2 separate regions of the Homo sapiens genome follow, and region 1 is linked to region 2. Evidence: read pairs that join two places in POLR2A ChIA-PET (ENCODE). Cell type or tissue: A673. All regions are shown on one strand. Region 1 overlaps SAMD8 (sterile alpha motif domain containing 8). Region 2 has its middle 3.1 kb from the start of COMTD1.

The links. ChIA-PET counts read pairs that join two places held together with the same protein. Peaks named below come from ENCODE experiments on the same cell type or tissue, not always from the same donor. Only the 100,000 strongest peaks of a DNase experiment are listed, where the experiment ranks them.
Region 1: POLR2A ChIA-PET joins it to region 2 with 13 read pairs; 31 of 35 experiments call an interaction of 5 or more read pairs at or near these places.

The regions. Positions count from the first base shown.
Region 1 is chr10:75,181,955-75,184,454 of GRCh38, forward strand. It overlaps SAMD8 (sterile alpha motif domain containing 8), which reads left to right. Exons shown (of 6, transcript NM_001174156.2): 6 at 1-169. Among named protein-coding and RNA genes, the nearest start is that of VDAC2, 28 kb to the right of the region's middle. In A673, no CTCF peak of the experiment used is centred here; no DNase peak of the experiment used is centred here.
Region 2 is chr10:75,237,846-75,240,345 of GRCh38, forward strand. No RefSeq gene overlaps it. Among named protein-coding and RNA genes, the nearest start is that of COMTD1, 3.1 kb to the left of the region's middle. In A673, no CTCF peak of the experiment used is centred here; a DNase peak (open chromatin) is centred at 1,366; H3K27ac peaks cover 693 bases.

The DNA of each region.
Region 1 (2,500 bases), 56 kb before region 2:
TGAAGATGTGAAAGTTCCTGTGGTAGCCATACCTTGAAGCACAGTGTTTGTACATAAGTAAATATCTTGATTCTAAATTAAATCCAGATTTAACTAATATATATTATTTTATATCTTTGTTGTATTAAAATGTTTAAAAACACTAAAAATAAAACATTTGAAAGTTGGATTACAGTTTCTTATTGAAATGTCTTTGCATTATTAATGGAGCTGGTCAGTTTTTTATATAATGAATTTTAGTTTTTGCAAATGATTGGCCAGGTGTGGTGGCTCACGCCTGTAATCCTAGCTCTTTGGGAGGCCAAGGCAGGCTGATCGCTTGAGCCTAGGAATTTGAGACCAGCCTGGGCAACATGGTGAAACCCCGTCTCTACAAAAAATACAAAAATTAGCCAAGTGTGGTGGTGCGTGTCTGTAGTCCCAGCTACTTGGGAGACTGAGGCAGGAGGATCGCTTGAGCCTGGGAAGTCGAGGCTGCAGTGAGCCGAGATGATGCCACTGCACTCCAGCCTGGGTGACAAAGTGAGACCCTGTCTCCAAAAAAACAAGCAAATGATTGAGCTCTGCAACTTTAAATCTGTGGAACTTAGTCCAGAACTGTGGAGTAGTTAGAATGCTAAGCATTGTCACAGGTACAGGACCGTATCAGCTTGATCCGCAACTGAACTTGTCTTCTTGATCACTGCTAATATGTAGCCTCTGTAGCGCTGGCCCAGCTAGTCTTTTTGAGAACTCTGGGAAAAAAATAGTCCAGAAGAGACCTCAAGGAGCTTGGTGGAGTAGAAAATGCACTGGGTTTAGGCTCTGATGACCTGGGTATGAGTTGTGTTTCTGACACTGATTAAGTTTTTCTTCAAACCTCCACTTAACCTTATTTAAGTGGAAAAAAGTGCCTACCACATAGGTTGTATTAAGGGCCAATTTATGAAAGTACTGTAGCCTTGCTCACGGAGATGTTAAGATGAGGGTGCTGAGTTAAGAGAGTGCCTCAGAGGAGCTCAGTTGCCACCTTCAGCTGGAACTTTGAAGATGCACAAATGATAGTTTTAAGGCTTCTGGTAGAGTAGCATGACATTTAAATGCCGTATATTCTCAGTTCACGGGGCTCCCATGAGAGCCAGAAATACAGAACCACCAAGACCTGCTCATATTCCAGCTTTAGGAGCCCTGGGTCACATTATGAAGTGAATGTCTGTACCTGATGGGTTTTTTTGTTTTTGTTTTGTTTTGAGACGGAGTTTTGCTTTTGTTGCCCAGGCTGGAGTGCAGTGGCATGATCTCGGTTCACCGCAGTCTCCACCTCCCAGGTTCAAGCGATTCTTCCGCCTCAGCCTCCCAAGTAGCTGGGATTACAGGCATGCGCCACCACACCCAGCTAATTTTGTATTTTTGGTAGAGATGGGGTTTCTCCACGTTGGTCAGGCGGGTCTCAAACTCCCAACCTCAGGTGATCTGCCTGCCTCAGCCTCCCAAAGTGTTAGGATTACAGGCATGAGCCACTGCGCCCAGCCTACAAACATATTTTTTTAATTTTAAAGGTTTACATTATTTTACTCCAATTGTAGCATATACATATATATGTACATATACATGTGGTTTCATACCTTGCTTATTTCACTTAACATGTTCCAGTGCCTTCCAGCCAAGGATGAAGGACACACCTTAGTTGAATAAGTTGGGTTTATTGTTTGTTATAATGGAGAATACACACCATGGGGAGTTGTGGGGCGTCTCAGTGGGAAGGTGTTGGAAAGGATAGGATGTGGGCTTGAGTTATGCAGCTTCTGGGGAAGGTTTAACTGAAGTGGGAATCTGTTCTGATTAGATGGGGGTATTTCTATTATTGAATATCTTAATATATCTTAACAAGGCAGGAGGAGCTGGGTGTGGTGGCTCACGCCTGTAATCCCAGCACTTTAGGAGGCTGAGGTGGGCGGATCATGAGGTCAGGAGATCGAGACCAGCCTGGCCAACATGGTGAAACCCCGTCTCTACTAAAAATACAAAAATTAGCTGGGCGTGGTGGTGCACACCTATAGACCCAGCTACTCGGGAGGCTGAGGCAGGAGAATTGCTTAATCCACACCATTGCCAAAGCAATATATTACAGAATTTTTTTATGTTTGCCAATTTTATAGATTTTATTTTATTTATTTAGTTTTTTGAGACAGAGTTTCGCTCTTGTTGCCCAGGCTGGATGCAATGGTGCTGTCTCAGCTCACTGCAACCTCTGCCTCACGGGTTAAAGTGATTTTCCTGCTTCAGCCTCCCAAGTAGCTGAGATTATAGGCACCTGCCACCATGCCCTGCTAATTTTTGTATTTTTAGTAGAGACAGGGTTTCACTGTGCTGGCCAGGCTGGTCTCAAACTCCTGACCTCAGGTGATCCACCCGCCTCAGCCTCCCAAAGTGCTGGGATTACAGGCGTGAGCTACTGCGCCTGGCCTAAATTTATAGATTTTAAAATGATATCTTAATTCCCTAGCTACAAAAGTAATCT
Region 2 (2,500 bases):
TAGCTGGGACTACAAGCGCCAGCCACCATGCCTGGCTAATTTTTGTACTTTTAGTAGAGACGGGGTTTCACCATATTGGCCAGGCTGTTCTCGAACTCCTGACCATGTGATCCGCCCGCCTCGGCCTCCCAAAGTGCTGGGATTACAGGCGTGAGCCACCGCACCCGGCCAAGAATCCATTTTAACAACGCTGACTAGGCATTGAGCTCCACTGGGGGGCTTCCCAGGCGGGGGCTCAACCTGAGCGAGGCCCAGAGGCCAGCTTGTTGAGTAGTTAATGAGAGAGTGGCTTGGCTGAGGATGAAGGCCAGAAACTTGCAGTTTCTTGATCTGAGCTGCAGGAACCTTGGGCCTAGCGGAAGCGAGGAAGGAGGAGGCGGAGCTCTGGGGTGAGGCTACGGGCCGGCCTCTAATCAGAGACAGGGTGGGGCTGGTTCTTTGACCAACCAGCCGGCAGCCCCCGAAGCACATGGCTGTGTGGGGGCAGAACCTGCTGTCTCCGTGCATGCGTGCCCTTTCGGCCCTCCTGGGACTTGCCTCCGGGCTAGCAGCACTGCTCGAGGACAAGCTCCTTGCCCTTTACTCTTTGACCCTCTACGTCCCGCTTGGCCTCTAACTTGACCGTGAATCTCATTCTGCGGGTAAGGACTGAGGCTGCTGGTCTCTCCTTCCCAGGCCTGAGCATACAGCAGGCGCTAAATAAATGCTCTTGACTAGAGTTCTGGCGCTGCCTGGCGCTCCTTGCTGCCAGGAGTAAAAATAGTAACAGCAGGGCCCCTTTATTGAGGACCTGCCGGGCACCAGGCACAATGCATCCAGGATCCGGGGGCGGCTGTGATCTTGTTCCCATTTTCCAGAGCAGGAAAGCTCAGAGACCACCGCCCAGACCCTGCAGCCAACAGAGGAAACGCGCGTACCTCTCCCTTGAACCCTGGGACCCAGAGGGAACAGGCCTTCTTGGCTCCTCTGCTGGGACGAGGGCCCAGCTCGAGCTGGCCTGAGGGCCCTGCGCTCAGGTGGTGCCGCTGACCGCTCTCTCCCTTCAGCCCGGGGGTCCAGGTTGCAGCAGGCCCCCAGCTCACACTGAAACTCCCTCCTACAGCCTGGCTTTAGGCCGGAGCGGTGGAGGTTGAGGGGGAGCGGGTGGGGAGGGGAGGCATGTCACCATCTATCCCCGTCAGATTAAAAAACTAATTTGAAAAGATTAATGTATTCCATTCTTGTTACGCTGGCTCTGATACCTCTGGGCCGGCGGCCGCTCTGCTTCCTGATTATTGAATTTTTATGGCCTGGTAATTAATTGCAGATTCCCTGTTTTGTTCTATTTCTTTTTCTCTGACATTTTAATTTCAACAAAAAGCAGTGGTCTCCATGCAGGTTCTCTCTGGAGATCCTAATGGTCTATAAAACAGAATGACTTATAGACGTGGCACCCACTTCAGTTGGCGAGCGATTGTTTGAAACCTTGCTGATGACGCAGAATTTAATTTTTCCACCCCCTCCCCTTTTTGCTACTCATTTCTTGTCTCTTGCATGGCGGCACCAGTATCTCAGCTCACCAGGAAGGGAGCAAAGTGTCGCCTCCGAATCTGTTCTAGGGCTTTTTCCTAGAAGCCTGGGGGCTGAAGACAGAGTGGGTTTTGATTCTTCTCCAGGCAGTGGGCCTGGTAGAGGGTGGGGGGAGCTGAGCCTCCCCAAAGGGCCTTGTGGATGTGGGCAGCAGCCCCCAGGGGAGGGAATGGGCAGGGGAGGTCATTTCCACCTGTCTCAGGTGCGTTTTGGCCAAATGCCATTGCCCCATTAAGCACCAAGGAACCTGAAGCCTCATCAGGGCAGAGAAAATGGGCATCAGCACCTGCACTTAGGCCCCCACCAGGCAGAGAGGGGGCAGGCTGAGTAGACTGATACAGACAGACGCAGATAGCCTGACAGTCTTAGCTGAACTGGGTCACTGGGAACAGCTCTCCACACAAACAGGTCTGGAACAGACCCCTGAGTTTCCATCCTACTGGTCCCACTCCTATTTCTCATAGCCCTGCTAGCATCACACAGGCTGGGCGCTGTCGCCCGAGATCCCCCGGGACTGAGCAGGGCAGGAGGCAGAAGGTAAGGTCGTAGAATCAATCCTAAGGGATTGGAGTTCAGATGTTTTTTGGGGCCAGGCAGGTGAAGTAAGCAGGGCAAGGTGATAGGGGGTGGTGGGTACTGGAGCACTCCAGAGCTCACCCTCCACCAGGGGACATGGTGGCCACTTGGCTTTAGCCTTGGATGCCAAGTGGGAAGATGGGCCCAGTATGGCCAGAGCTTCCGATTCCCCAACAGAGGTTGGCAATATGGCTTTCAGTGTGAAACTTCACAATTTTAAACATCGGGGTGTGTGTGTGTATGTGTTTAAACACTGTTGGCCAAACTGAACACATATTTGAGCTTCATGTCTGCTCTGGCTCATGAGGCACCAGTTTCCTCTGACTCTGAGCATGAATGAGAGAAGTTAGGGCTT